2 separate regions of the Mus musculus genome follow, and region 1 is linked to region 2. The links are chromatin loops, found by intact Hi-C in ENCODE. Cell type or tissue: gastrocnemius. All regions are shown on one strand. Links, peaks and the distances in the headings refer to the core of each region. The heading gives the core; the rest is flanking DNA. Region 1 overlaps Srgap2 (SLIT-ROBO Rho GTPase activating protein 2). Region 2 overlaps Srgap2 (SLIT-ROBO Rho GTPase activating protein 2).

Region 1 (15,210 bases), core at 2,983-10,982, 72 kb before region 2:
GACACCTAGGTGCTGGGTTCTCGACATCTTTTTCTGCTGGTCCCTCCTTTATGAGAGTCTCCTTTCCCATCGACACACCATTTCAGGAATCTCCATTTGAGTATATCTTAGTGGATTTCAGGTATCCATTTCATGCCCCCAAACTCCAGACTCACACATCTACTGTCTGCTATTCCCATGTGAGTGTCATTTGGTCATCTAAATTAGCAGAGCTTCCCTAAGCAGAAATTAAAATTTTCTGTGCTTGATTTCACAAAATGGCCTCCTCCCTCTTTTTAAAAAATGGAGTAATTGCTAAAGCTGGCCTCAAGCTGTGATCCTCTTGCCTCAGCTAATGAATATCTGGGACTACTGGCACATGTTATCACACCCAGCTCCATGATGGTTTCTCGTCAAACCCAGTATCTTGTTTCATTTTTACATTCACTTACTTTGCTGTGTGTGGAAACAAGCTCTACAGTCTGTCTTTCCTGCTCAATACAATGCTTGAATAGATGAAGTCGGTGGCTTGACTAAATGATTCCTTGCCATATGTAATATCAGGGTTAGCATCCGAGTCAAAGGAAACTTCCTGCCAGCTGTGCTGGCTCATGCTTAGAAATTCCAGCACCCAAGAGGCTGAAGCAGGAGGGCTGTGAGTAAACTGTGAAATTATTTCTTACCTAATGTCCTAGAACAATGGGCTCTCTGAACATTTAAATGAGACAGTCCATACTAACCTGGTCTCCTGTTTTGGTTCCCATCCAGTTGAAATGGGTTTGTGTATTGACTGTTCACTGCCACCTGCTCCCATCTAAGTTCCAATAGAATACATATGAAGAGGGACCCCAGAAGCATGACTCTTGTCTGTAGGATTCTCTAAGCCTCTTTGGTGCTTTGTCTATAGCCCAAGAGCTGGCTCCATCCCAGCACCTCATCGGCTTCAGGGATCCCCCCCTTCATATACTGCTGCTGGAATGGGAGGTGGGTGTGAGAGCCCACATGCATCACAGGGTGGCAGAACAGCCTCAATTTTGACTCAGCCCAGGGCAACAATGCTGCAAGAGCATCATTAACAAAGGGAGATGAGACAGACTGGTAAGGCAAGGAGCTGAATACCAGATACATAAGAGACAGAAATGACAAATCTAAGAGGAAGGTGTCCATGCCCCAGCTGGAGTAGAATTCCCTGGGTCACCACTGAACACAGATAATGCTAATAAACATGTCAGGCTTGTTTGACTTATCCTTAGGGATGTCTCCTATTATAATAAGTGCTCTAAAAATCAATGTTGACTCCAGGTTTTGTGGAATTCATTCTAATTTGTTATCTCTCACGGCATTTTGCTGCTTTTTTAAATCTGGCATCTGTTTATTAGAAATGTATGCATTGCACAAGACCTGCACAAACACAAACCAGACCAGATCTCAGCACGCAGAGGGAGTTGGACATTACGTCCCACCCCTAGCAGAGGAGTGAGAGGTTATTGCTAGCATCTGGGAAAGAGAGGGTCAGTTCTAAGAGTGCAGTCCCTGACAAGCAGACCATGCTCCAGTGGAAGGCCACACAGCCAAGAACATGGGGCAGCACCAACCATCCTTGATGGGGGTGGGCAAGGTTAGGTAGGGAAGATTAGGAAGAGGGGACGAGTCTGGGAAGAACTGGGGCAGGATGAACATGATCACACACACTTTCTGAATTTCTCAAATGTTAAATATGTGTGTGCACAGGCATGTGTGCACACTTGCTCTTACCTGGGACAGGAAAGCAACTCATGGTGTAAGGAGTCAAATAGCCCCATACAAGGCAGAATCTGTGTGCAGGATAGGAAAGAGTGCTAAGCTGGTCTGTCCATAAATTCATCAAGTAGACAGGACAAGGACAAAGGTGCTGTTTTAAGAATTCAGCAACATCTTAGAAAAAAATAATTGTGAAGGGCATGGTGGTGCATGCTTTTAATTTCAGCACTCAGGAGGCAGAGGCAAGTAATCTCTATGAATCTGACAATGTATATGTACATTTACACACACACACACTGCAGACTCAGTTTTTCCTTATCTGGAAGCCTCCAGGGGACAAGTTTGGAGGTTTCAGTCCATGACTGGCTGGCTCCATTGCTTTGGGCTTCTGGAACATCTCTTGGCAGGATATGTGGTAGAGAAACCAGCTGTTACTTTTTATGAACTCCACCATCATGTTCATTTTCTATTAAAACACAAGGCATCTATCTCTAAGCGAGTGGAAGTCTCCCTGTACTCTCCACCTCCACCGGCAGCAAGACAGACCTGTCAGTCAGACCTTTTTCCATATACAGGGATAGCCAAAGGCAGACTTGGGGATCTAGCTGTGAAAGACAATAGCCATTCCATTGGCAGACTGGAGAGATGGCTCAGCAGTTCAGAGCACTGATTGTTCTTGCAGATGACCAGAGTTCAGTTTCCAGCCCTACATGGTGGCTCAAAACTGTCTGCTGTGTCTGTTCAGTTCCAGAGGACCTGATGCCTACTTCTGACCTCCATGTCACTGCATACATTTACTATGCAGACATGCATGCAGGCAAACTTAAACTACAGAGCTGTCTGGCAACCCTTAGTTATAGTTGGTAAGTTTCCAACCAGTTTCATAGGTCTGTCTGTCTTTCTTTCTTCCTTTCTTCCTTCCTTTCTTTCTTTCTTTTTCTTTTCTTTTCTTTCTTCCCCCCCTCCCCCAAGACAGGGCTGGCTTCTCTGTGTAGCCCCAGATGTCCTGGCACTCACTCTGTAGATCAGGCTGGCCTCCATCTCGCATAGATCCACATGTCTCCATACTGGGATTACAGGCATGCATCACCATGGCCTGGCTAGGCTTTCAAGTGGGGAACGCTGATCATAAAGCTGGAAATGAAAGCCGTCCGCATTGAAAACAAAAGGTGGGTTCTGTTGAGGGAAGTTCTTACAACCACGGACTGGTGAATAGTATGCTGGAGACTTCCTTCAAACTCTCTGAGGCTCCACACATGGGCTAAATGGGAGTAATGCTGTAGAGGGGAAAGGAGGTGGCACTCAAAGTCACCTAGTTCCTACTGTTGCAAGGCTCAGACTTTGTTACTTCACTGCTTTCAGGGAGAGGGGAAGGGAGGTGACGTACAGCGGCAAAACCTAAAAATGTATTTTATTTTGAAGTTGTGCTTTGGATTTTTCCCAATCCAGCATTGGCTGAGTGAGTCTTAGGTTCGCACAAAGCATCTTCAAGCATACATACAATATTCCAGTTATCAACACCATTTTAAAGAACATACCATTTTACACAAATGTGACATACAAATCAGACGCCACAACACTGCAGTTCCCTGGAAGATCTAAGTTCTCTTCTGAACTGAAGTCCATGCACACCAGCCCTTCCAGTGGTCTGTTCATCCTGGTACTGGAAGGATTTCTCATCTCCTTGGGGATAAATGAGGGTGGCCTGAGGAGGCTGGCAGAGACCAGCATTTCCAGTTTCTAAGCTGCTGGTGGCAAACTCCTCTACTTTCCAAACTGGGATGCTGGTAGCCCCACCCACTTTTCTTCCCCAGAGACTTAAGTCCACACCAGGGAAAGGATCCATGCCACGAGGGGCAGAGCAGGGCTCTTGGAAACATCATGCTGGTTTCAGGCAAGCCTATTTGAGGAAGGCTGGTTGCCTAAGGCCTGGGGTGGCCGGCTCCTTTTGGCTTTTGGTTGTGAAATCACAGTGTGCAACCTCAATTCCAGTTGAAGTGAGCTCTGCTGCGGAGGACTCTCCTCCTTCTGGTTCCTACTCCTTCTAACAGGACCGTCTCACAGGCGTCAGAAGCACCAGAGATAAGGAAGACAGCTAGGCTCCCAGAGCTGGGGTTAGTAGGGAACCACTTGTACACTGTCCAGTTCATTATGCAAATCAGCAGATGGACATCGGACCAAAGGGATGAAAAAACACAAATAATGTACAGGATTAAGAGAGAAGGCAAGAAGGAAAGTACAGGCCCAAAGCATGGTCTTCAAGAACCTTTGCTTTTACCTTCTTAGAGGGTAGTGCCTGGAGAGAGGATGTAGGGCAGGGTGGAAACTCTGCTCACTTAGGTTAGGAGGAATGTAAAAAGGGAAGGGTGGGGCTTCTTAGTCATCAAGGAAACGGATCCTTGGGTCTGGAAGCCCCTATTGGCTCAGGAGCAGTACAAGCCCAGGTCAGTAAAAAGCACAGCAAGGATCAGACATCCAAAGGACCAAGGGGTGCCCCATGCAGTCAGACTCACACCACTCAAGCTCTCTCTGCTCTAGCTCAGGGGGCAGTCTTCCTGGTGCTGCAAGTTACTCTTCTCGTTAGTGACTCCTTCAAGCTCCCCATTCCCTTCACTCAGAGAGAGGCATCCACCACTTTCTACAGATTCAACTGCCAGCTTCACAAGTTGGTCCAAAAGGATCATTTCTAGCCCAAAGCTAAGAACACTCAGAGATTCCAACCCAAATGACAAACCCATCTCTCTTGAACTATAGAAAACAATACAGTTAAAATAAAAGCATAGCATTCAAGCCAGGAAACAGAGAATGAGCCTGAGCGGCAGGGAGCTGTTGAAACACATGATCCCATGGTGTGATTTCCTAGCTCTGGTGCTCCTGGGGAAGCACGATGTAAAAGAGCCAGTGTTTCAAGCACCAGGCTTGTAGGTTGGGAGAGCATCTAACGGTAGAAAAAGGTCAAAGGCAGGACCCAATGTGACACATTCAGTTTTTCCCTTTTTTAAGATTCTGGTTTTGGGAAAACAGTTTTGAGTTGGTGGAGGTCAAAGTTCCCTTAGTCACCCTTGTTTGGATAAACAAAAAACAGTTTCAAGAGGCAGCACTTCTAGAATTTATCGAGGGATTTTCAAGCCCCTGTTCATCCCGAGAGCTTTATAACAAAACTAAGCCAAGAGGTGAACTTGAAATAGTTTTAATCTGGGCCCAATTTTTGGATTAGCAGAGAGCAACTTAATTTTTTTTAATGGAATGGCAAATTTTAAAAGTATCAGATGCCAAAAATAGTGGGAGAAAGAAGGACTCATTTCCTACCCTTTTTAAATCTGCCATAAACACAATAAAACTTTAAGACTTTTTACTCTAAAAGGAGCTAGCTATAGAACTGTCTTATATTGGAAAACATCTTACATGGAAAATGGTGTGTCAGAGACAAAGACAGGAACGGAAGAAAAGTCTCTATGTTCAGAAAAACTTCCAAAGCTCCGAGATAAGACTAGGATGCACTTCTACAGCATGGAGCAGAGCAAATGCAAACAACCGGTGGCTCCCTCACAGCAAGAGGAAGAAGACAGAATCCCACCCGCACGGCAGGTCACAGGACTGTCCCATTCTGCTAAATGTTTATGACAGAGATCTCAAAGGCCAGGTTTCTCTGTTCCAAACAGAACAAAGTTTGTGATGAGAACAGAGACTCCAGGTGGCTTCTGTGTGAACTGCCACCACAACAAAGAGTGGTCTATGACCAGGAGAGGCTAGAAAAACCTGTGTTGTATATGGGTGTGCATGTGCATGCACATACACACAAATATATATATATATATTTATATAAAATGAAAACTGGGCTATATATGATTTTTTAAATCAGTACTGAAAAACAAGATGTCACTGAGAGCTGCAGCCAAACATCTGGTCAAGGTGTCCTCTATGGTCTGAAGGGACAGACGTAGGCTTATGTCCCTATGTCTTGCCTTGGCAGATATCGCAGCAACCCGATCATGGACAACCTGTCACTGGCTAACCTAAGAACAGTATGTACTGGAGCTGGCTGGATTCCAACAACAGAGGGAAGCAAAGAGTGGAGGAAGGACCAGAACGGGGAAAGCAGTAACAAGGGCTTCATTCTCGAGGTCTGGGTAATGGGAAGGCTAATTCCTGTAAGAACAACTTAGAACCTAATTTTCAACTGAGTCCCCAAGCTACTTAAATAGGAAGATTTTAGAAACGGCCAGTCTCCTTGTCTAGAATAATTATGTTATACCCCTTAGACAGTACAAGACTTGTCAGTGGCCTGTGGGGAAGCAGATGAATTGACACCAGGGCTAGTGGCGTTTGTTTTGGGGAAGACAGTTGGCTTGGGCCGTGTGGCTGGTGGTTTGACTGGAGCAGCCATCTTGACAGACTTTACAGGCCGGAAGGCGCAGGCAATGTCCCCAGCAGTACTAGCGCTGCGCTGGAAGGCAGGCTCAGGGTCCTTGAGGAGCTGGGTGTGCAGAGGGCTGGAGGGCTCAGATGTGGGGGCTACCACCGGGGAGGTCTTGAGTGGTTCCAAGGTGTCCAGAACCACATCAGGTGTGTGCTTAGCACTGCTCTGCCGCTCTAGCTCTTGAAGCTCATTCAGGGCAGAGTTCATTGTTGCTTCAATATCCTGCAAAACAGGAAAAAGGAAAAAGTAAGACAAACCAAGACAGATATACCCAAGGATCCAATTTCACTCAAATAGGCTAAGCCATGAAACCAGCAATAAAATGCCTTATTTCATTGGCCAAAGTCCTGGGACATATGAGTGTCCAGATCGTGGAAAAAGGGGACAGAGATTGTCATCGTCAGGAATTTAGAAAGAGTAACTGGTGACTTTTGGATATGACAAGGCTGTTGTACACATCAACTTATACCCGTTGGGGTCACCTGTACAATATCAAGCCAGCCAAAATGCCAGCAGAAACTGGGGTGGGGCCCCTTAGGCCCCACCCCCATCAGAGGAGCTACTGGCAGTTGACAGTTGCTGAGGAAGAGTCACTCAGTTTTGGGAATTGGGGCTCCTGGTAGCTAGATCATACCCCAGAAGGTAGCCCTAGACCTATGCATATATGGGAATATTAGACTTCCAATACATATGGGAAACCTTAGCCCAGTATGTATTGGACTGGGGGTGGGTTGTTAACAACAACAACAACAACAACAACAACAACAACAACAACAACAGGAGATTGGGCTGGAAGCCAAGTGGGAGGCTCTGGGAGGAGCTGGGGGCAGGGAGCAGTGGAAGACATGATCAAACACATTGCATAGATGTACTAAGTTTAACAACGGAGAGAAAATATTAACAAGGAAAGAGTAGCTGAGTCTTTTCAACTCAAGTCCTTGTTTTCTGTGACAGGTGCTGAGACATTTCTGGATGAAATTACACACAGTTAGATGGAGAAAGGGAAGGTCATGAGTACACGGGGATTCATTATATAATTCTCTCTATGTCTGTGTCTGTTTGAAAGTGTACATAGTGAACACATTTTACAAAGTGGTGGAGATCAAGTATGATCTCTATTTTCTTGACTTCAAGGCCAATGGTTAAGGGGGTTATTCCTTCCATCCTCCACATGAGCTAAGGGCCGTTCAAGAGCCAAGTCCTTGAAGACTGGTTAGAACAATGCTTCAATTTCCAAACTCCTTGAAACTGGTTCCTTCTACCCAGCACCATGAAAGAGAACCCAAAGAGTGGCCAGAAGGGGGAGCCAAAGCCCACACAGGTAAGTTAGCATCTACAAATCAGAGGACACTGCAGCTTTTAGGAAAAAAGCAGTCCTAGCCCAGGGGCTCAAGGCAGAACCAGAGAACCACTGTGTGTAAGCACCCAGCCTCCATACCCTGCTGCACACTCGTGTTTAATATTGCCACCACAGGACTCCTCTTTGGGATCAAGAATACTTTCAAACATTTTAAGTTCCAAGTCAGCCTCAGATTTCCCACTCAGGGCTTTTGGTCCTATGGCATGATCTATGTTGCTACGAATGACAGGGACTCATTTTCACTAATCACGGTGGCATTAATTAGCCCCCCTTTTTTTCCTTCCTGCAACCTTAGGGATGGAACCCAGGAGCCTATGCATGCCAGGCAAGCATTCTGAGCTTGCATCACTGAGCTATACACTAGACTTCCCAAATCTTTTAGAATGCTCTGGAAGAATTCTTATCTCCTGGCCCCGTCCTGTTAATGCAGCTAGTATGTTTGCGGTTTCTAACACTTTGATTAATGACTGGCCAAAAGAAGATCAAGGAGGATTCCCATGGTGCAAGGCAGACTGCTGTCAGGAGCTTAAACAGGATAGAAGGCTAGCAAAGCAAGACATCACAGGCCCAGGGCTTAACTCTGGCCTCACCAGGTACACCTCCTTAAGCTGAGCAGCAATGCAGCCAACAGAGACCATACAGAGCCTCCACTGCCCTTCCCTGTCACCCCAGAAGATGAGGTGAGGAAAAGGACAAAACCAAGCCCTTAGTTCCTACCTGTTCTAGTGAAAATTATATAGCTGGGAGAGACGTCTGAGAGAACTGCTTGGAGTGGCCCCAGTAGCTGGATGTTTAGATGTCGGGTTGGGCTTCTAATATTTCACGGAAAACACAGAGTCAGCAGTGTAGTGTAGATGAGAAGGAAAGTCCTGCAATCGGGAGCTCACCTGCACTGTTACCAGGAGCCCTGGGCTGGAGGCCCTTCTAGTACCTGAGCTTCAAGCAACATGGATACTTTGGGGTCTTTATGATAGAATCAGATGTGGACTAATTATCTACCCACAAGCACCTAGATCAGCTTCAGGAAGTGGGGTGATGGGGATGGGTAGAGAAATATATAAACGCGACAGACTATATTTGTCTCAGCTTCACTAAAGCCTACTATTGGGTTTTTATCATCTGTCTACTATCTACCTACTTACCTACCTATTCAATGTGTCCTATGGACAGAGGCCAGAGGAAGATGTCAGGTACCCTCCTCTATTACTCTCTACCTTATCTTATTTGAGACAGAGTCTCTCACTGAATTTGAAGCTTGCTGCTTTTTGGCTGGTCTGGCTGCCTGCTCCTAATCCCCAGCACTGAGGTTACAGGCATATATGGCCATGCTAGGCTTTTATGTGAGTGCTGTGAATTTGAATTCAGTTCATCTTGCTTCCATAGCAAGTATTCTTATCCACTGAGCTATCACCCCAGACTTTACCTTAGTACGACTAATTCTACTTCCAGGTTCTTGCTGGAGAGATAGGACTAGGCAGATTGCTCATTAAGCTGTTCTGGCAGGTTCACTGTATGATACTTGCAGTACTCTCTATAGAATGTACAGAGCATTGGTCTGCTTTAAGTTCTGTGGGTTCTCCGGGGCTGCTGAGGGGAAGTAACCAGTGTAAGCTTATCACGTAACTGTTCAGAGCCCTGTTACCTGTGCAATGACTTCAGGGTCCATGGGCCGATGGTTATTGAAACTTTTTGACCTTCCTGCCGTAGCGGTCTTCCGGATCTGCGGACTGTCCATCCGGTTCTTCAAGGATGAGTGGCGGCTGATAGAGTTGAGGCTGCCATGGCCGCTGATGGAACACTTATCTGGCCCTTCCTTGGGGAGATTCTGGCTCATGATGGGCTGGGAGGATGGACGGCAGCTAGCCCCCACCCCCAGGGAGGAGGAGTCAGTCAGAGAACTGCCCAGCCCATGGCTGTCACTCCGAAATGCTTTTCTGATGCTCCCAGATTCTGGACGCTTCCTTTGCCTTCAACAAACAAAAATGGCATCTGATCAGGGAGCCCTGGCTCCAAGGGAGCTAGGATTGTGACAGGGGGTAGAGGCTGGCACCTGGGACTTTTAAAGAGAGTCAAATAGATTACACTAACTCTCCAGCTTTTCTTTCTCTTGTTTTCTCTCTGGATCGGTTCCCTTCCAACCCCCAACCTGGGCGGAGTGAAATGCATACTTACTTGGTGGCTGTGAGCTTTGAGTTCTAAACATGTAAGATGCTGTCAGAAAAAAATGCCTGTTTAAGAGAAAGTTTCTAGTGGGAGAAAAGAGTCATGAAAAGACCCACTCCACTGCCTGCCTGAACAGCAGCCCAAGGCCCCAGGTAAGAAAGTCTCATCATCACCAAGGAGGGGAGAACTGCTGGTAACAGGAGTTAACGTTTCCAGTTTGCTCAACTATGTATAATGAGCCTGTCATCATTTGGGCTCTAGTAAGAGGCTGTTTCGTATTCATAGACATGGAAAAGATTTTTCAAGGAACTGCTTTTTGGCACAGACAGAGGGCTCACTGTGTGCCTGCTCCTAGGGTGGAAAGGACATTTATGCAACTCCTATGTCACCCAGCACTGGGCCAATTTATTTCATACCACAAAAGGCTCTCAAACGATATGGTGTGGTAGGATCCTAGTCATATGGGTATTGTCCGATGCTGAATAATTTCATTTTTCAAACCAGATTTTAAAGGACCTCATCTAAGATGCCATCTAGCTGCTAGTTCAGATAGCAGCTGGGTAGCTCTGATCTTGTATCTACTGAGGAAGATGAGCTGAGCTGGGTGGGGTCTCTGGATGGTAAGGGTAGGACTCTGAAGACTGGGGGCCAAATCTGAAGTAAGTTCTTATGCTGCTTACAGCTGAGATCTGCTTTATCTTTCTGGGTCCAGCAGGGTGTGCCCAGCAGCCACTCTAAGCATGTATGGCTAGGTAGGACTAGCCTTGGAAGGCAGCCATTTTCAACAAGAAAAAGGATGCTTTTTAGTCTAGGAGGGCTCTGCTGAAATAAGCCCTCCTCTGTCAAGTTTTCCAGACACTAGTGCCTCCAACTACAGACTGGAGAGGTTTTCCCCTCCCATATCCCCTCAGTGATTACATGGGACTGTGTTTCAGTTGCCTTCCATATGGTCTTTTGCCTTGCCAGTCTGTGAGCTCTGAATCACTAGCATCGGTGCTTGGCACAACGCAGATGGTTAATATAGGATGTGGAATTAAAGTGAAATGCCACACCCTAAGAACTCTGCTGATTTCCTTTTCCCATTCAAGGATGGCTGACTCACAAATCAGAACTGCTGAGAGGGCAGATTTAGGAGGCTGTGGCAGTGTGTCATCCCAGGCTCTATTTGGGCCATGAAGACAGAGATGCTGGTTACAAGTTCAGCCTGAAGGAGGAACCAGGCATGGATAGCACTGAGCACCAACAACTCAAGCCATTCTAGAACGCAGGATGAGAGCACTTTTTTTTTCAGCCTCAAGGAACTTAGGGTGTCAGGAAGGCTTCCCCAAATAAGTAATGCTTAGAGTGAGTCTTGGAGGGTGAGGAGGAGTTAACCAAATGAGAGGGTCCAGGAGGAGAGAGTTCTTTAGACAATCAGGAAATTGAAGTTGCATGGGAGGACTGTTGTGGAGATAGTCAGGAAGACAGAACGGCATACTCGCTCCTAAGGGCCAGGCATATGGGGGCTGTCTGTCACTCACGCACTGATTGGCTGGTGCCTAGGAAAGGTTGACATGGGTTGGTTATAGTCTGCCCCAGGAAATTCATCAGAAGAATCTTGATACCACCAAGCAAGCAGTTCAAGGGAGCCATCTCAACGTTCTAGCAGTTGTTTATCTTTTGACTATTTTCAGCCTTTGTTCTCTATCATTCCTTTGTAATAAGTGGCATCAAATATATGCTGACTTAAAACTTAATACCCAGGGATGAAGCTGTAGCTTGGCAGTGGGGTTCTCCATCTGAATATGTGACTTGTTCAGTTCTGTCCCTCAACACCATAAAAACAAAAATAAATGTGTGTAAATAAACACCTAACTTTCCCTTCAACATCCAGTCTTGGTTTCTGGCTCAATAGGCTTATGACCTTGTGATTGTAGACGCATAATTAACACAGACTTGTAAATATTGAAAAAAATGTGATTAGCTGGCAGCTACTTTTTATTAACTTGCCCTCCTAGTAGATGGAGGGAAGTATAAAATTCTCAACTTGCTTAGTGGTTTGAATTAAATTATGACTATTCTAGTAAGTGAGCTGAATAAACGAGATGAACTTGAGGGGAAAGAGATAGGAAAGAACCATGTCCCCCAACCCCTCTATTGTCTGGTTGGAAAAAAGCCAAGAGATCTGGCAACCTCATGCAGTTTAACAACAATAAGCATCTTTTATTCTCCTTCCAGTCTCAGTGTCCAGAGGCTATGGTTAACAGGGTATCAAAGTGCAAATCATTTCACCCCTCCAAAGTCAGGAGGAATACAAACTGTGCGTCATCTCCAATCCACGGTCACCACGAGTGCCCCGGGGCTTGTCATCCTCCTGGCACTGGGCCACAGTTCAGGGTCTGGCGGAAAGAGGTCTGTAGGACTTGGTGTCTGGCCCCTTGAGATGAGATTAGTTCTCCAATAGCCTGAGTGCCTCTTGGGAAGGCGGCAGCTCATGGGCAGGCGAACGAGGAATCCCTCTAGATAGCCAGCAGGTGTGGATGGAGTTAGAACCTCAGAATACTGCTAATGGCCACAATGAAAGCTGGGGTGAGTGTAAGCCTGCCGGACAGGGGGTGGGGGGGACTCTGCAGAGGGACTGCCAGGGAAGTATAATACACAGTGCTAAAGCAACAGGAGAAGATGAAAAGTGATTTCTGCTAGTGTGAAAGGGAGCGAAGGGAAATCACAGGATGATTTAGGAGTTCAGGACAAAGCTTCCCTTGGCTCAGTGCTCTTCTCTTTTCCATGGCTATGAATGCAGGATGGGGAGAAACAGACACGTGCCATCTAAACAAGCCCACATGGTGGGACATTAGCTTGGTGAGAGACATATGAGACTCTGAATCTGCAGACAGACAAGGGTCAAAGAAGATATCAAATACGGTTTGAATAAGAGTTGGAAAAGTGAAGGCACTGATAAGAAATAGAAGAAACAGCACAAAACCAAGTTGCAAAGGTGACCAAAGCTTTGATGAAGGTTTGGCTAAGACTGCTAGGAAGTCTGGGCAGACAGACACTGTGGAACACACAGAGTACCACAGGATGACAACAGACAGTCGGAGGCTGGGGCCTGCCCTCAGACCCACACCGGCCTCCTCTCCTCAGCCTGGCCACACGCCTTGCAGCAGCAAACAACACATGAAGACTGTTAGGCTGGGGAGCTGGAGCCCTGCTTCCAGCAGAGCGGGGAAGGGTTAGGCTAGGGGTGAGGCTGAGTGAGTCATTGAGGGGAGCAGAAAATGAAAAGCAGCGCTTACTTGTTGATGTTTGCAAGATAAATATCAGCTACATGACCCCCACTGGGACAGCTGGCCCCCGTTCTGGCTGTCACCTTTTCTTCAGGTGGCTCAGACATGACCTCAATCTCAGACTTGGGGCTGGACCTCTCCACGACACCGTCCTCGCTGGGGTAGAAGGGACAGGCAGGCAGGGAGAAGGGAAAACAACACAAAAAGCAGTGTTAAATCAGCAAGATGGCCCCCCTGGACATACACATAACCCCACACAGCGCAGAGGCAGCAGCGACCCCTGTCTGGGGCTAGCTCTGTGAGCAGAGGCAAGGGAACCTGAGGGCCTTTGAAGGGTCACTTAAATAAATAAATAGTTCGCTGAGTTCTATTTGATTCTCAGCTCCTCAGAAAAGCTTGGCTAGGGGACACCTGGATTCAAAGCATCTGCCTTTGGGCCCATGCTGCTTTTGTGGGGTGGCCACGATGGGACCACCTCCTGGAGAAGGAGGTGAGGTTCAGGTTGCAGTTTATCTGCTGAAGTTCTGAGTGCTGCTGGTAATGACAGGCAGCTCTGAAGTGGCTCTGGAGGGAGATGCCAGCGATGAGGCATGGTGTGGACACATGGCCACACTGTCGTAGCATATGTAGCCTCGCTCTGAGCATTCAAGATGGTCTCAGGTCTCTCCATTGCTCTCCTGGCCCCTCTGGCTACTGATGAAAAAGAAAGCCCCTTTTCTCCCACAGCTCATCTTCTCTGGATCCCATGGTGAAGTCATAATGCTAAATTTGGGAGAGTCCTGTCCGTGCACAGACCGCCACCAGGTTTGCGATGTTATCAACACAGGGAGGGTTTCCCCGCAGAACAAGCCCGAGAGAGGCTGGGAAGGTGCAGACTCAGGATATCAACCTTTAAAAAGATAATAGTAAGGGGAGGACTAAAACAGTGACAATGCTGTATCTTAGGGAGGTGTGGGGCTGAGGCAGGGCGAAGGGGGGCAGGTGTGTGCAGGCCACAAGGTTGCTACTTTCTGCCTAGGATACATTCCTTCAAAGGGTGCGAACCAACAGACAGGCTACCCAGCAAAACCTCTAGAGCCAACTCTGGTTTCCCTTGTTCTTCGACATCCTTTTCCTACTTGTCCTACTTTGCTTCTTTTACAAGGCTTCCCTTTCTTTCTAAAAATCTTTCTCCTAAAAAGCCGCCTGTCAGTCTTCACCTGCAGGTGGCAAAGTCCTATCAGTGGCTCAGCAGGCTGGGGTAAGCCAAGTCTGATGGCGCATGCCTATAATCTTAGCACTGGGAGGCTAAGGCAGGAGGACTGCTGGGAGTTAGACAGAGTGAGCTCAAGCAGCCTAAGTTACAGAGAAAGGCTTGCTGGCCTGTCTTAAGTCAACTTGACAGACACTAGAGTTATCTGGAAGGATGGAACCACAACTGAGGCAATGCTTCCAAAAGATCCACCTCTATGACATTTTCTTAATTACTGACTGACGGGGGAGGGCCCAGCCCACTGTGGGTGGCGCCATCCCCGTGCTGGTGGTCCTGGGTTCTATAAGAGAGCAGGTACTCAGCAATCCCTGGCGGTGTCTGTATCAGCTCCTGCCTCCAGGCTCCTGCCTTGACTTCCTTCAGTGATGGAGGTCACAAGCCAACTTAACCCTTTCCTGTCCAACTTGCATTGGTCTTAGTGTTTCATTACAGAAATAGTAACCCTAACTAAGACAGAGAAGCAAATGTTTTCTCAGCCTAACCTTCCGAGAAAGCAAATAATGCATGGTCAAATGAAAAAGTCCATGCTGTCACTCATTCAGCATACATATAAATGTATATAAACCTGGCACGCTTCTAAAACAAATGGATCAAGTGGCAATTTAAAGGGAGAAGAGAAAGTGGGAGATCAAAACAATTCTCCACTGAGTTGCAGAGGCGGGGTGTTCTCCATGGAACATTAAGTCTTAGAACCCCTTTGGGAATTAAGTGTCCCTTCCACAGTGCAGCAGGGACCCCCCTCCCCCAAAGGTGCCAGGGTTTCACTTACGTGTCTTGGACTACGATGTACTGATGGGGGATGAGTCCATCTATACCGTTGTGCCGGCCCTCCCACCAGTCATCAGAAGCTCGCTGGTAGAGCAGCAGGGATGCTCCCTTCTTGAAAGACAGTTCTCGGGCTGTCCGGCCTACGTAGTCAAACTTGGCAATGGCTTCTATGGGCTCACATTCTAGGAAGGGCAGGAAAGAATGAAGCATGTGTTTCTGGGATCTACAGACTCAGGAAACTGGGTGAAAAGTCTACTAA
Region 2 (15,210 bases), core at 2,984-10,983:
ATGGCTGCTATCTTCACATTATTCTCAAAATGGCCAAAATGCCTGAATGCAGAAATGAGGAACACGTGACCATGTTTCTGAAACTAGGCAAGAGGTGGTCTCAGCCTTCCACCCCAGCTTTAGGTACTTACATCAATAATATCAGACAGGTCATGGATATAGTACTTGAAGACAGATGCATTGGTTGCCTCCAAAGCCAATAAATACTCATTCCGGGCTTTAATGGCCTTCAGCTTATTTTCTGTGTACTTGGCTTGTCGCTAAAAAGAAAATGCAAGTTAATGTTTAGTTTTTTTAATTAAAAAATTAAAAACATATACTTATTTTTTGACATATACATGTGAAGCAGTGTGTATGTTCGTATGCACACATGCCTTTATGTCTCTGTGGATGTTGGAAGGTAACTTGCAGGAGTCATCTCTTCCTTCTACAATGTGGGCTCCTGGGTTTGGACTCAGGTTGCCAGGCTAAGTGGCAACCCTACCTGATGAGCCATCTTGATGACCTGTCACTGTTACTGTTATGATTTTGGTTTAAAGAGAAGGCTGTTCTGGGAGAGATGAAGGCCAGAACATCAAGGGCTCCCTTTGCTGCCATCCCCTGTGTGTCCCTGCTTTCAAGTGGATCCTAACTCTGATGGAAGGGTTCAGATGTGCATGCTACAACAATCCTGTCTTCACACACTATTCTCCACCCTGTTGTTGGCCTTGAAGAGGTGCCTCTAAACTCTACCCCAGACCCTGGTATTGGAAGCCAAAATACAAGGTCTAAAGTCTGCCCTATTTCTCAAGTCAATAGGGCATTTCACTTGATTTGGAAAATGGAATGAGAAAAGTGACTACAGATTCCTGTCAATAAACTTGACATTAAAATCTGAGTTTGGACTGCAGAGATGGCTCAGTGGTTAAGAGCACTGACTGCTCTTCCAGAGGTCCTGAGTATTCCCAGTCTGTAATAGGGATCCAATGACCTCTTCTGGTGTGTCTGAAGACAGCGATAGTGTACTCAGATACATGAAATAAATAAACAGATCTCTTAGAGAGAAAGAAAGAAAGAAAGAAAGAAAGAAAGAAAGAAGGAAAGAAAGAAAGAAAGAAAGAAAGGAAGAAAGAAAGGAAGGAAGGGAAAATCTGAGAGTTCACATGGTTAGGTTTTTCCAATAGCCAGGATTCCTGGCAAGACACAGAAGGATTCTTTGGTTATTAGGAACGAAAGGAACTGCTTTATTCAGCTCTTCACAGCACCTATTATTATCAATCTTGCCTTCCAAGCATCCCTTTCTGTCTCTACAGTTGCCAGAGCACTTATACCTTCTCCTTCATCTTCTCAATCTTCTTCACTGAGCTCCTCCGGACATGCTTCTCCTCAATGCGGACATTGGCTGTGGAGTCAGGGGAGCGAGGGGTCTGCCGGTCCTCTTGCTTTACTGATTTGCCAATTTGCTTCTCTTCTTGTTTCTCTGCTTCCTTCAGTTTGCTCTGAGCACTGATGCTGTCGGCATTGTACATGTGATATGTCTTCATGACCTGTAAGATATTTCCCCTAGAGGTTAAGCCAATGGATTCAACTTCATGTTACAGACTAACAAAACTCAGCAGGGCCTCTCCTACATGAAGTAATATTCACATCTTTCTAAGGGAAAATCCAGTAATGTCTGGTTCAGCACATGTATATTCAGGTCTACACCTAAGTGTAGGACAGTTTATTGAAATGATTCCATATTAATTTCATCACTTTTCAAAACCTTTTATTCATTATTATCTGTAAGCATGACTCTTACACTGAACCAGTGATTTCTATTGCTTAGTCACTTCATGGTACTAAGTAGACAAGAAATAAGAACACCTCTCTTAGACCCTAAGGGTCTGCTTTATCTCCATTAGATACCCAATGTTTCTCACAGAAATATCAATGCCACCTACAATTTACTGAGTACTTAATATATTTTTGGCTTTGTGCCAAGTCCCCCCCTCCCACATACACTTGTTAATTTCATTCATGTAACAATTCTATACCCTAGACAATGAAGTCTGTAGACCTGCTCAACTCAGATAAGAGGCTGGGAAAGAAGACAATTCATATCAAGTGTAACTGGAATTGGTCACAAGCAGGAAGAAACATAAAAGGAGAGACCCAGGGTAAGGCGTGGTGGTGCATGCCTTTAATTCCTGCAGTCTGGAAGTAGTGCAAGAAGATCTCAATGAGTTCAAAGCCAGCCTGATCTACAAAGTGACCCGAGGATAGCCAGGGCTATGGGTGGGGGTGGGGAAGTGGGGGTGGGGGTGGTGGGGAAGGAACATACTTTTTCAAAAGAGCTACTGTCTAGGAATTGAACACTTTTTCTTAGCAAGAAGGCCAGGAAGATAGAGTCTCAGCTCATTTCTAGTCCTCTGAAATACATTACATCCAGCTAAACAGGGGCCAACTCTACTCTGCAGGAAGTTCCTGTTTCCACATAGGCAGCTTTCAGATTCTATGTGGGATTAAAATACTTCATAACAAATCAAGCAATTGGAAATTCACAAGTGCTGAAATTTTGATGTCATGAGGTTTCTTTGAAGAGGAGGAGCAGAAAGCCTAGGAGTTGTGAGTGGCTGACAACAGAGAAAAGTACTGACTCAATATGACGAACAATCTCTAGCATTCATTCAGTGCACTGTGTGTCAGTTCTATATATGCAGACTCAATCTGCAGAACAACTCCATGAAAGACATGCGAGCGTTTCTACTTCTAAAGATAAGGAAGTAGGGCTCAACAACATTACCTCGGCACTGAAAGTCTTACAACTAGTAGATGGCAGAGTCAGAATTCAAACTTAGATCTATCTAACTCCAAAGTCTACATCTTATCCACTAATGGACCGTGACTATCCTCTAAATAGGACTGAAGCTGGACTACCTGGGAGGAAAGATAAAGGACAGGCAAGGAAATCCTAAGAAAGACGCTGATCTCATTTAGAAATGAAACTGATCAAATGAGAGCAGCATCTCATTTAGGGGCTGTTTTAGACTCCAGATAACAATTGGCAATGTCTAGAACTTAGAAGTTGCTAGTAGGTAGAGACAGAGAGACATGGAGAGTCCATAACAAAAACATGTCTGTTTTAGAATTTCAGTGGTGCTCAGGCTGGGAAAACCTGGTACCTTGTGGGTACGTGGAGGTTCACCTGGAGTTGGAAGAGGAATACAGAGGTACAGTACAGCCTCAATTATGTCACATTTTAGATTGAGAAAAATTTAAATATTCACCTCACAGTGAACCTGGCATCATTTCCTGGAAGCTTCACCTTCCACGTACCCTGTATACCAACAATCAATGGTATTAACAAAGCTTTTCTAGGACACCTGACCAGATCATTACTTGTCCAGGTTAAGAAGTTAGAAAGGCACCTGCCCTGCTGCCTGAAGAAGGGCAGACAAGGGGATCTTTTTCTCTTTTTTCACTTGAATGAGACAAAGGAATTCAAGCATTAGAGTAAAGCATTATAAAACAGTGAATTTTTATTTTATGAAGTACAGGCTAAAGAGGAAACATGGCAAATAAACATGGGAGATCAAAGCACTCAAATGTAGTAAAACAGCAACTTGCCCTTAAAGAATACAAGGAAGCCTCTCATGAAAAGAAATTAAAATTTTCATAGTTAGGAAATGTTGTATATGCTTCACTTCCAAAATATGAGTAAGCAGTCAGGGGTGGTGGTGGACACCTTTAATCCCAGAACTCAGGAGACAGAGGCAGGTGGATCTCTGAGTTTGAAGCCAGCCTGTTCTATAGAGAGAATCTAGGATAGCCAGGGTTATACAGAGAAACCCTGCCTCAAAACCACATGTATGTATGTATGTATGTATGTATGTATGTATGTATGTATATATGTATGTATATTTACATAGAATGATTTTCAGACATTTGAGGAGGTTTCCAATGTTTTCTAAAATTTGTAAGACCCAAATAGGTAACTCAGTGGAAACAGTATATATAGGAAAAAAAAAAAAGACTGAAAACAGTTTATCAGTAAGAGCCCAAGAGAGATGGAGAATGGGAAAGATATAGCAATATCTTTGAGTAAGAACTCAATGAAGGGAGTTGGGGAGAAGATAGGTGAAAAACCCAAGACTTCCTGGCAACTGGCAATTAAGATTCCATTCTTGTACCTCTTCAAGAACATGCCCTTCTACCACAGACTTGTAAAAGAGTTTGCACCTTATTTTCATCTGCTGCCTCATTTTGCTGCACCCCCACTCCATATTAAAACCAAATGTCCTGAGTTTAGCACTAACTCTTATTTGTCTTTATATGGCTAGTGCCTAATGCCAGGGTCAAATAGACAAACAGTATCAGGGGACTATTAGCTGACACTGATTCAAGGGAACAGGTGCTGAATTTCAATTTGAAACAGCCCTGCAACCAGCTGCTGCACCAAGTCAAGAAGACATCTTCAGAGATAATACAGAAGCATAAAACCTCTGGAGTAAAGATAGCCCCAGAGTGTCTCACTATCTCTCTCCCCGCCCTCTCTCATGTTACTGTTTCTTTGACTCTTCATGGCCAATCCATGTGGCTTCCCTGTCTCCATATATACTCTTTCCTGTAGGGGCTTCCTGGGTTTTCCAGACACTGCCTCTCTGTACAATTGAGGCAGACAATCAATCCAAGAGTTCTTTAGGAAGTACTGCACTCTGACTTCAAAGGCATTCCTACAACATGAGAAAGAAAATGAAAACCACTTTACTATGGCTTACAAGCTAGCCAGCTCATTGTGATGGAGAGGGGGATAATGGACCAGCATACATATGTGCAAGAATCTCTGGGATTGCTCTCTGGGAGAACAGCTGTGGGAAACTCCCCCTGGCACATAATGCTAACTCAGGGAAATCAAAGCCCCTTCAGGCAGAAGAAGAAGGTGCAGAGGAATAGCTGGCTACTTATCATGGGGTTCTGGATCTCTTGTTCAAAGGCATCTTTATTTAGAGCTACCTGGGCTCTGCCTCTTGGCTCATCAAAGTTTAAAAGTACTTAGATGATCAACCCTTGAGTAATTGGTTCCCTCAAAAGAAGTATTCATGGGTGTTAGGGGCAACTGCAAGAAGACCACTGAAAAATACAGTGGTCTTCATCTCTTCTTTCAATGACCCACAAATCACACATGATTTCTTTCTTTCTTTTCTTCTCTTCTCTTCTCTCCTTCCTTCCTTCCTTCCTTCCTTCCTTCCTTCCTTCCTTCCTTCCTTTCTTTCTTTCTTTCTTTCTTTCTTTCTTTCTTTCTTTCTTTCTTTCTTTCTTTCTTTCCCCCCCTCCCCCTTGAGACAGGGTTTCTCTGTGTAGCCCTGGCTGTCCTGGAAATCACTCTGTAGACCAGGCTGGCCTCAAACTCAGAAATCTGCCTGGCTCTGCCTCTCAATTGCTGAGATTAAAGGTGTGCACCACCAATGCCTGGCCACATATGATTTCTACTGCTGACAGGATCAGTGAAAGCAGTTCTTTCCTGTTTTCTTAAATAGAGCAAATAGGGAAATGCTCTTTAGAAGAAACTCTCCGTATTTCTTCCTAATGCCCAAAGAGTATATATATGGCAAATAGCTTTCCAAAGCTAGCAGCACATGGTAGTATCAAGTTCCTGCTTGAGGAAGCCACTATCTCATGTAGGGTGACTAACATCCTGCTCTCCTCAAGACTACCAATTCAGCACTAAAAATATGTCCTAGGAAACTGTTTAAGAGAAGGTTTCACTGTGTCACCCTGGCTGGCCTGGAACTCACGATGTTTAAGAGAAGGTTTCACTGTGTCACCCTGGCTGGTCTGGAACTCACGATGTTTAAGAGAAGGTTTCACTGTGTCACCCTGGCTGGCCTGGAACTCACGATGTTTAAGAGAAGGTTTCACTGTGTCACACTGGCTGGCCTGGAACTCACGATGTTTAAGAGAAGGTTTCACTGTGTCACACTGGCTGGCCTGGAACTCACGATGTAGAACAGACTGACTTTGAACTCAACCTGCCTCTGCTTCTCAAGTATTGAATAAAATGTGGCTCTCTCTCTCTTCATGAGCACTAGGCTAATCAGCAAAAAGGATATATAGTCACCCAAATCTCAGACCAGTCCTAAGATATTCTCACCCTACATAAACAACAACTTTTAATTCTAGTCTGTAACTTTCCTAATAATCTATACAGAATCTTCAAATTTATTTGGTCCTTCAAATTTATATAGTCTCATATTTTGAAAATATGAATTCCTCAATCATTGTCAGCCATATGGCATACAGGTATCAGAGCATGTCACTTGCTGCTGCTTCTGGGGAATTGCTGGGTGGAAAACAACAAACTTCCCACCAACTTTTATCATCATGCTGACTTGCAGTGCATGACTTCCAAGTGCATGCATCTAGTAGTCAGAGCAGGACAGATTCTCAGGTGTCTAATTTAGCAGTCTAGGCTCAGCACACCCGTGCTTTTGGAGCTTGATAACTATTGCGGCAAATTGTTCTGTACATTGTAGGATCCTCCAGTCACGACAACTAAAAACATCAGCAGACACTGACACACATTCTACTTTGTAGGAATGGGGGAGGCCACCATGTATAAGGCTCAGTGTACCAGAGTCTGTTCTGTCCTCTCTGGAAGTTCCTGGTGTCTTCTGTTTTTCTTTTTCCATTTAGATGTAAATAGCTAAGCCTTATTTGGGACTTGATGAATCTTAAGTATAATAATTCACCTCAAAGCAGGGAGCAGCACACGCACTGATTCTGCATGTGGATGCTAGGCTTTATGCTCTCTATTAACTATGGGCTCATGGTGGCCACAGAAGCCATCGCCAATACTGGTCTGAAGACTAAGCATAGAGGTCTCAGGGCTGGGAGATGGCTGAGTAGAGAGGCCTAATGACCTGAGTTTGATCCCCAGATCCCACAAGGTGGCAGGAGAGAACAAACTTCTAAGAATGATCCCTTATGCACACTCAAAATAAATACTAAAAATAATACATAGGGGATGGTAGGCACAGGGCTGGGGTGGGTGGGGAGAATCTTCCATCTTGTCTTTCATCAGAAAAAGCAGCAAGCTCCATGGTTTTCATCCTCATTCCACCACAGCTTACATATTGCCATTTGCTTTCTAAATCAACACTTATGAAGTAAGGCAAAGCTAACAGTTCTTTAGACTCTTCTTCCTCTGCTACCTCACTGCAAAAGCAGTATGCTGGGTCTGAGTTGGTTTGAGGATGTTGCTCGACTTCTGGTAAACAGCAAATAGCAAAGACTCAAGATGCTTATTTACTGGGAAAACAGGAGTCCTAGAATAGCATGTGCCATTGTTATGTTAGAGAGATCTACAGAGGCAAGACTCAGCTCTTCTTGGTACCTAGAAGATGGTCTAAAAATAAAGAGAAGTTAAGCAATGAAAAGATAAGGTTCAGGAAACTCATCCACTCTGAAAATGGTTCACAATACCATGCTTCTATTTTTAAAAAGTCTTAACTTCATTTGAGAGAAATAAAAACTTAGGGGACAAAGAGTACCACCTATTACTTGGCTTCAGAGATTAAGAGTCAGTGAGTAGAAATTCAAAACAACTGGAGCATCACTGGAGACAAATTAGATGACCACTCAAGTCTATTTACCAACAGTTACCATGACATACTGGCCACACCTAAACTTCTGGATCAAGAATTTGGAATTCTGATCTCAGACGCTTGTGGAGCACATCACCACTATCCTCCCATCCTGTGAAGGAAGGGGGTAAAGCATGGAGAGATAAGAGGAAGGCAGGGAGGGAGGGAGGTAGGGAGGGAAGGAGGGAGGAAGAGAGGGAAGGAGGAGTAGAGGGAGGGAGGAAGAAGTAAATACAGAAGATCATTTTCACCTTCAAATAGGTTAGGGCACCCTAGAAAATGACACATAGTGCTGGCACATCCAAACTTTGGAAAGGGTTGGAAAAGCTACAAGTTTACAACTGAAGTATTCCTCCTTTGGCAGAAGGAACTTCCTTGGTGTGTGTTCTCAATGTAATTAACAAAACATGGCTGAGAGAAAACAAACACCAGGGCTCCTGAGGCACACTGCTACAAACCACAGTCTGAAGAGTTCAAAGCAGACTGCCTTCTTTTCTCCAAGGCCGAAGCTTACCTCTCTGTTGTGTTTGCCATGTTCTCTTCGCCTGAAATGATGCTGCACATTGAAGACTTTAGGAATCTGTGCTTCCATTTACAGCATCTGCTCTAATCTCAAACCACAATTAATCTAAGTTCTGATGCATAGTTTAAGACCTAAACGCTTTCCAATATGCAGAAGTGTGATGTAGGCTACATTCCTTGTCATCAAGTTTGGGGTCCCTGGCTTGCTGGTAATTGTACCCCAGCTGTTCTGGTAACCTAGACCTTGGCTGGTCTCTTTCAATGGTGCCCCAGATGAAGCCAGAATAAAATTGCACAACTGGAAAAATATTTTTTAGCTTATTTGGTTTTGAAAAAAAAAATTAGCGTGGAAAAAAAGTGGGTGGGTCACCCCCAATGGGGAATAGGCACTGTCCTCAGCCTCAGTTGAGTTCTGTTGCTGACGTGAGTATGGCTGCAAACAGCCAAATGCTGCTTCTCTCTATGATAAAAGAGCCAGGCAGCCCATCTGATTTACCGAGTAAAGCTCGTTCAGGACTTTCATCAAATCATCTTGGAGTTGCTGGCCAACTTCTTTACTCTGTAAAGAAAAGAGGAAGGAAGGTTAATTGAAAACCAGAAGGAGATAGGAGGTGGCAGCAAAGACAAGAGCAGCATAGGCTCTACAAATGACACAAATTCAATTATAGCCCAGTATTTAACCTAGCAAATCAGATAACCAATTATGTCAGTTTACTCAGAGTTTTAATGAAATGAAATGGGCCTTTTCTATAGTCCAGTAGAGACAATCATGTAGAGGGAAAATAGGTTACAGCCCTTGATTTTTCAAATTGCTCTCAAAAGCAGGCTTGAGAGCAACATCCTACCCAGAAACTGTGGTTAGATAGACCATGCTTTCTCAGATATTTGGAGGCAAAACTCCATTGGATTCCTAAGGAAAATAAGGTGTCCAACATGATTAGACAGTAAAAGAATATAAACATTCAAGGACTTCAGAGACCCTAAACTCAGCAGAAAACTCCAAGCAGGAAGGTACTGTACTGACAGCACACTGACCTCAGCAGGCTAGTGTCCGCAGGCTTGGGCTGCGCATTCCTTCTCCACAGAAGGGAAAGCACCTAAAACTGAGTGCATTTGCTTTTTCTGGCGCAGATGTTAAGACCTTCAGGTCCCCCAATTCTCACTTGTTTCACTTCTTCCCCAGCTATCTAAGGCAGTGGCTCTTCAATAAAAATGTCTTGCAACAGCAGTTACTGCTACCTGATTCTGATAATATTAAGGAGTTTCCAAAAGACTAATTCTGAGCAGCAGTAGCTATCTGATCCTTTATTGCTGCCTACCCTAGGTTGCATCTGACCATGAAATAGTAGAAATAGGGCTGGAGAGATGGCTCAGCGGTTAAGAGCCCCGACTGCTCTTCTGAAGGTTGTGAGTTCAAATCCCAGCAACCACATGATGGCTTACAACCATCCGTAATGAGATCTGATACCCTCTTCTGGGATATCTGAAGAGAGCTACAGCAAGGCAATGGGGCCAGAGTGAGAAGAAAAAAAAGTGTCTGAAGACAGCTGCAGTGTACTTAACATATAGTAAATAATCTTTAAAAAAGACTTATAAAAAAATAGTACAACTAGAAGAATGAGGAAGTAGGAAAGAAATGTATTTTCTATACCAAATGTTAATAGCCAAAAATGCAGAGAATAAAAACAATTGGTTATTGTTTTCAGAACCAAAAATTCAGATACCTACAACAGCTGAGCACACTCTTTTTACTTTTCCATACTAGGAATTAAACTTGGGATCTGGTGGGTACCAGGCAAGCACTCTACCACTGAGCTGCATCTCCAGCCCCTAACATACCACAGCTCATTTCTGAAGCAAGGGAAGAGTCCTTTCATTCATACCCTCTTCTCTCTCTCTCTCTCTCTCTCTCTCTCTCTCTGTGTGTGTGTGTGTGAAAGAAAGACAGAGACAGAGAGGGAGGGAGGGAGGGAGGGAGGGAGGGAGGGAGGGAGGGAGAGAGAGAGAGAGAGAGAGAGAGAGAGAGAGAGAGAGAGAGGAGAGAACATGTATACCACCCACAGGGCACACTGAGGGCAGAGAAAACTTGCCTGAGTTTTCCAACATAAAGTTTCTGGGCATCAAAGTCAGGGTGTCGGGATTGTTAGTAAGTGACTTATCTTGCCAGCCTGAGCCTGAGCATTTTAAAAACTATTTTGCCACTTTATAATTAAGTTCTTTGGCTAATTTTTTTCTATTAGTGTATTCATTATGGGAATAACATAGGTGTGACTTCTATCATGAATACTTACCCAGGATATAAGGATATAACATAGGTGTGACTTCTATCTTGAATACTTACTTGTTTTGTATTTGGTAATTTTAAAAATGGGGTGGAAGGACCACAAATTAGCAACTAAAACAGTTGCTGCTAGTCTCAGCTTTCCTATCACTTGCTGTGTCTTTATTACGTTCATTGTTGTGTTGACAAAAGACCTTTCAAGAAGCAATTGAGGTTACTGAGGTTTCAGTTCAAGAAGGTGCTTTCCATCTTGTTGGGGAAGGAATGGTGGCAGGAAGAAGGAAGTGGGCAGATCACAAAGCAGACAATAAGCAGGCTGAAGTCCTGTCCCCCATGAACCCCCTTCTTCCAGGAAGTTTCCACCTCCTAAAGGTTTCATAACCTTCCCAAATAGAGCCACCATCTGGGGCCAAGTGCTCAAACACATGGGCCTATGAAGGACATTTCATATTCAAATCATAGTGTTTGCTGTAATCTGGCTGTTCTGGCCAATTTCTCCAGGCTTAATTTCTTTTCTGTAAAATGAAAGTCTTTCTGTCATATTGTAAGACCTGGAACTTTGAAATATCTAGAGGAAAATCCAGGGAAGATATCCCAAGATATATGCAATAGCAAGGACTGAAAAGAACTCTAATAGCACAGAAAATAAACTTAAAAACTGGGAAAGTGGATAACATCAAATTAAAAAGACTTTGTATAGCAAAGAAAACAACTACCAGAATGAAGAGAGGCATAGAACAGAAGAAAGGACTTTTCCAAGTAACTATCTGGTTAACTATCTGATTATCTAGAATCTACAAATACCTTCAAAACTTAAACACCTCAATGCCCAAATCATCTAGTCAATAAATGGGCTACTGAACTGAACAGATAGATAGTTCCTAAAGAAATACAAGTGGCTAGTATTAGCATTCCCTCTAGGCCATGTTCACAGTTACCTGGCAATAGCCAGGTATGCCTGACTCACTATAAAGGGGGCTGCTTGTACCCTCCTCTCTTATCCTCTTATCTTCTTACTCTCTTACTCTGTGCCTCTTCTCCCTCTCTCCATTTGTTCCTGGATGGCCTCCCAACTCCCTCTTCCTCTCCCTCCCTCTCTTTCTCTCTCTGCCTTTCTCTGTCTCTACTTCCTTGTCAATTCCCCTTCTCATGTCCTAAATAAACTTTATTCCATACTATATCCATCATATGGCTGGTCCCTCAGGGGAAAGGGATGCCTCAGTATGGACCCACAGAGGCACCCCTCCACCTCACCATATCTCATTCTATCAAACATATCCTTAGCCCTTCTCTTTTTTATAAAATACAACAGCCAGTAAATATTTGAAAAATGTTCAACATCCTTAGCTATCAGAAAAATGCAAATTAAATTGCTTTTAGATTTCATCATACCCCAGTCAGAATGGTGTCATAAGAAAACAGTAACAACAAAGCTGAGTTTTAAAAGCTACAATGGAGCTATAAGGCCCAGCTATACCAATCTTGGGAGTATACTAAAGGACTCTGGGTAAACATACCAGGGATATATGTACATACATGATTATTGCTGCATTATTCATAATTGCCAGGAAATGAAACCATTCTAGATGTTCATCAACAAATGAATAGAGAAATGAAATGTGGTACATGTACACAAAAAAGTTTATGTAGTCAAAAAAAAAATGAAATGAGTTTTGAAAGAAAATAAGAAAAAAAATGGCAGTAACTGAAAACTATGTGAAGTGAAATAAGTCAGACTCAGAAAAGCAAATACCACATTTGTTCTCTCATAGAGAATCCAGATTTAAAATTGCATGTGTAGGTTATGAAACTGGACAGGAGCCGGGCGTTGGTGGCACATGCCTTTGATCCCAGCACTTGGGAAGCAGAGGCAGGCAGATTTCTGAGTTCGAGGCCAGCCTGGTCTACACAGAGAAACCCTGTCTTGAAAAACAAACAAACAAAAAGAGAGGGGGGGGGGAGGAGGAAGGAAGGAAGGAAGGAAGGAAGGAAGGAAGGAAGGAAGAAAGAAAGAAAGAAAGAAAGAAAGAAAGAAAGAAAGAAAGAAAGAAAGAAAGAAAGAAAGAAAGAAAGAAAGAAACAAACTAACTAGACAGGGCATTATGAAAGGGGAGGAAGAGATTTTAAGCAAGCTGGGAAATAGAGTAATGGGATACTCGTCATCAGAAAGCAGAAGGTGGTGTTAACTGGGGGAAGAAAAGGAAACAGCTGGAAGGAGAAACATAGGAGGGAACAAGAGGACAAAATGTAATGATGCACGTGTATGAAGATGCTGGGGTGGAACTCATCACTTTATATGCTAGCCTAAAATACTATTTTTTTTAAAAGACCTTTTCTTAATGTCTGTGTTGGTTTCTCTAATGCTACGGACAAAACACTGGTCAAAAGCAACTTGGGGGAAAAGGGTTTGTTTGGCTTACATAGCCCAGCCAATGTCCATCAATGAGGAAAGCCGGAGCGGAAGCTCAAGGCAGGGACTGAAGAGAGATCACTGAGGAATACCACTTCCTGGCTAGCTCCCATGCTCACTTTCAGCTGCATTTCTTACACAATCCGGCCTACCTGCCTATGGCAATGCCCACAGCGGGCTAACCCCATTACATCAATTAGCAACTTTAAAATGTCTCACAGACACTCTAAGGACAACCTCTGAGCTCCTTTTTCCCAGCTGATTCTTTAGGTCTGTGTTGTCAATTTGTGTTAAGTTGACAGCTGAAGCTTACTATGACACCAATTTCTACCATTCTATGGTTCTACGTGATGCTTTGCCTGTCTCTTTATTGTAAGAACAACATTAAATATTAGTTATTTCTGTCAAACACATTTTGTCTATAAGGAAGAATTCAAAACTTTTGATTCTCCCCACCTTATAAAACCTTTATGTAAATGCTTTCGTCTCCAACTCAGTAAAGCTTTTATTTATACAAAGGCCCTGTTGCAGCATTCTTGGCCCCTTTGTATTTCCTTTGTGCGGATTCTTATAAAAACTAGCCAATCATGAAGGACTAAGGTAGAATCCCATCCCACAGGAAAAGACAGTCACCACTTGCTTTAGAATAAAAACCAACAACACTTCTTGGACTTGTGTGCTTAATCAAGAATAAAATTTCTCTTGTTTTGCCTTATTGAGACACTTCAGTTGGAATTGTGGTCACTTTCTTTGTGGCTCAACCTTATTTCTACCTGTGGGTCCATATTAGAGCTAAGCAGACTGGCTTCAGAGAAGAGTAAAAGACAAGGCACAAGTTCTCTGTCAGGACCCAGATGCTAGCAAAATGAAAGCTTCAGGGATGTCTCGCCTATTTTAGATTTACCATTCCTTTTTTTTTTTTTTAAAAATTAGGTATTTTCCTCATTTACATTTCCAATGCTATCCCAAAAGTCCACCATACCCTCCCCCCCACTCCCCTACCCACCCACTCCCACTTTTTGTCCCCTGTACTGGGGCATATAAAGCTTGCAAGGCCAATGGGCCTCTCTTTGCAGTGATGGCCGACTAGGCCATCTTTTGATACATATGCAGCTAGAGTCAAGAGCTCCGGGGTACTGGTTAGTTCATAATGTTGTTCCACCTATAGGGTTGCAGATCCCTTTAGCTCCTTGGGTACTTTCTCTAGTTCCTCCATTGGGGGCCCTGTGATCCATCCAATAGCTGACTTTACACTGCTTTCTTAAAGTGAAAATGGTAGTATGAGTGGTTCTGGAGTTGTTTCTAGAAACTGGATTCTATCATGTCTCCGGGTATCAGACATGTCTGCTGCCATCACTGCTGTCCATGGCGTAAAGGAATCGATCTGTCTAGTTTAGCATCTGAAGTGAGTGTATGTTGTCAGGAAAGCCAAACTAATGCCCCATGCTCTGGATGTCTTTTGCCTTGCAGAACCTTTGCAGTTTCATGAGGTCCCATTTGTCAATTCTCGATCTTACAGCACAAGCCATTGATGTTCTATTCAGGAATTTTCCCCCTGTGCCCATATCTTCGAGGCTTTTCCCCACTTTCTCCTCTATAAGTTTCAGTGTCTCTGGTTTTATGTGGAGTTCCTTGATCCACTTAGATTTGACAGTACAAGGAGATAGGAATGGATCGATTCACATTCTTCTACATGATAACCACCAGTTGTGCCAGCACCATTAGTTGAAAATGCTGCCTTTCTTCCACTGGATGGTTTTAGCTCCCTTGTCGAAGATCAAGTGACCATAGGTGTGTGGGTTCATTTCTGGGTCTTCAATTCTATTCCATTGGTCTACTTGTCTGCCACTATACCAGTACCATGCAGTTTTTATCACAATTGCTCTGTAGTAAAGCTCCAGGTCAGGCATGGTGATTCCACCAGAGGTTCTTTTATCCTTGAGGAGAGTTTTTGCTATCCTAGGTTTTTTGTTATTCCAGATGAATTTGCAAATTGCTCTTTCTAATTCGTTGAAGAATTGAGTTGGGATTTTGATGGGGATTGCATTGAATCTGTAGATTGCTTTTGGCAAGATAGCCATTTTTACAATGTTGATCCTGCCAATCCATGAGCATGGGGGATGTTTCCATCTTCTGAGATCTTCTTTAATTTCTTTCTTCAGAGACTTGAAGTTCTTATCATACAGATCTTTCACTTCCTTAGTTAGAGTCACGCCAAGATATTTTATATTATTTGTGACTACTGAACAGGGTGTTCTTTCCCTAATTTCTTTCTCAGCCTGTTTATTCTTTGTGTAGAGAAAGGCCATTGACTTGTTTGAGTTAATTTTATATCCAGCTACTTCACTGAAGCTGTTTATCAGGTTTAGGAGTTCTCTGGTGGAATTTTTGGG

Evidence for each region. Hi-C counts contacts between places; a loop is a spot of excess contacts. Peaks named below come from ENCODE experiments on the same cell type or tissue, not always from the same donor. Only the 100,000 strongest peaks of a DNase experiment are listed, where the experiment ranks them.
Region 1: it touches region 2 in a loop (2.0-fold over the local background); 2 of 42 quality-filtered maps call a loop at or near these places.

What each region holds. Positions count from the first base shown.
Region 1 is chr1:131,283,380-131,298,589 of GRCm38, forward strand. It overlaps Srgap2 (SLIT-ROBO Rho GTPase activating protein 2), which reads right to left. Exons shown (of 23, transcript NM_001081011.2): 20 at 14,953-15,133; 21 at 12,941-13,087; 22 at 9,142-9,466; 23 at 1,872-6,361. The coding sequence ends at 5,978. All of the region lies in intron 1 of Gm51644 (a long non-coding RNA gene), which reads left to right. Among named protein-coding and RNA genes, the nearest start is that of Ikbke, 11 kb to the left of the region's middle. In gastrocnemius, for the core only: a CTCF peak has its summit at 7,438 (motif pointing right); DNase peaks (open chromatin) are centred at 5,752, 7,449 and 10,409.
Region 2 is chr1:131,355,380-131,370,589 of GRCm38, forward strand. Srgap2 (SLIT-ROBO Rho GTPase activating protein 2) reads right to left here. Exons shown (of 23, transcript NM_001081011.2): 5 at 8,623-8,685; 6 at 1,311-1,526; 7 at 132-260. It overlaps Gm51644 (a long non-coding RNA gene), which reads left to right. Exons shown (of 4, transcript XR_003947997.1): 2 at 2,021-2,138; 3 at 3,108-3,191. Among named protein-coding and RNA genes, the nearest start is that of Ikbke, 83 kb to the left of the region's middle. In gastrocnemius, for the core only: a CTCF peak has its summit at 6,896 (motif pointing right); no DNase peak of the experiment used is centred there; H3K27ac peaks cover 1,203 bases.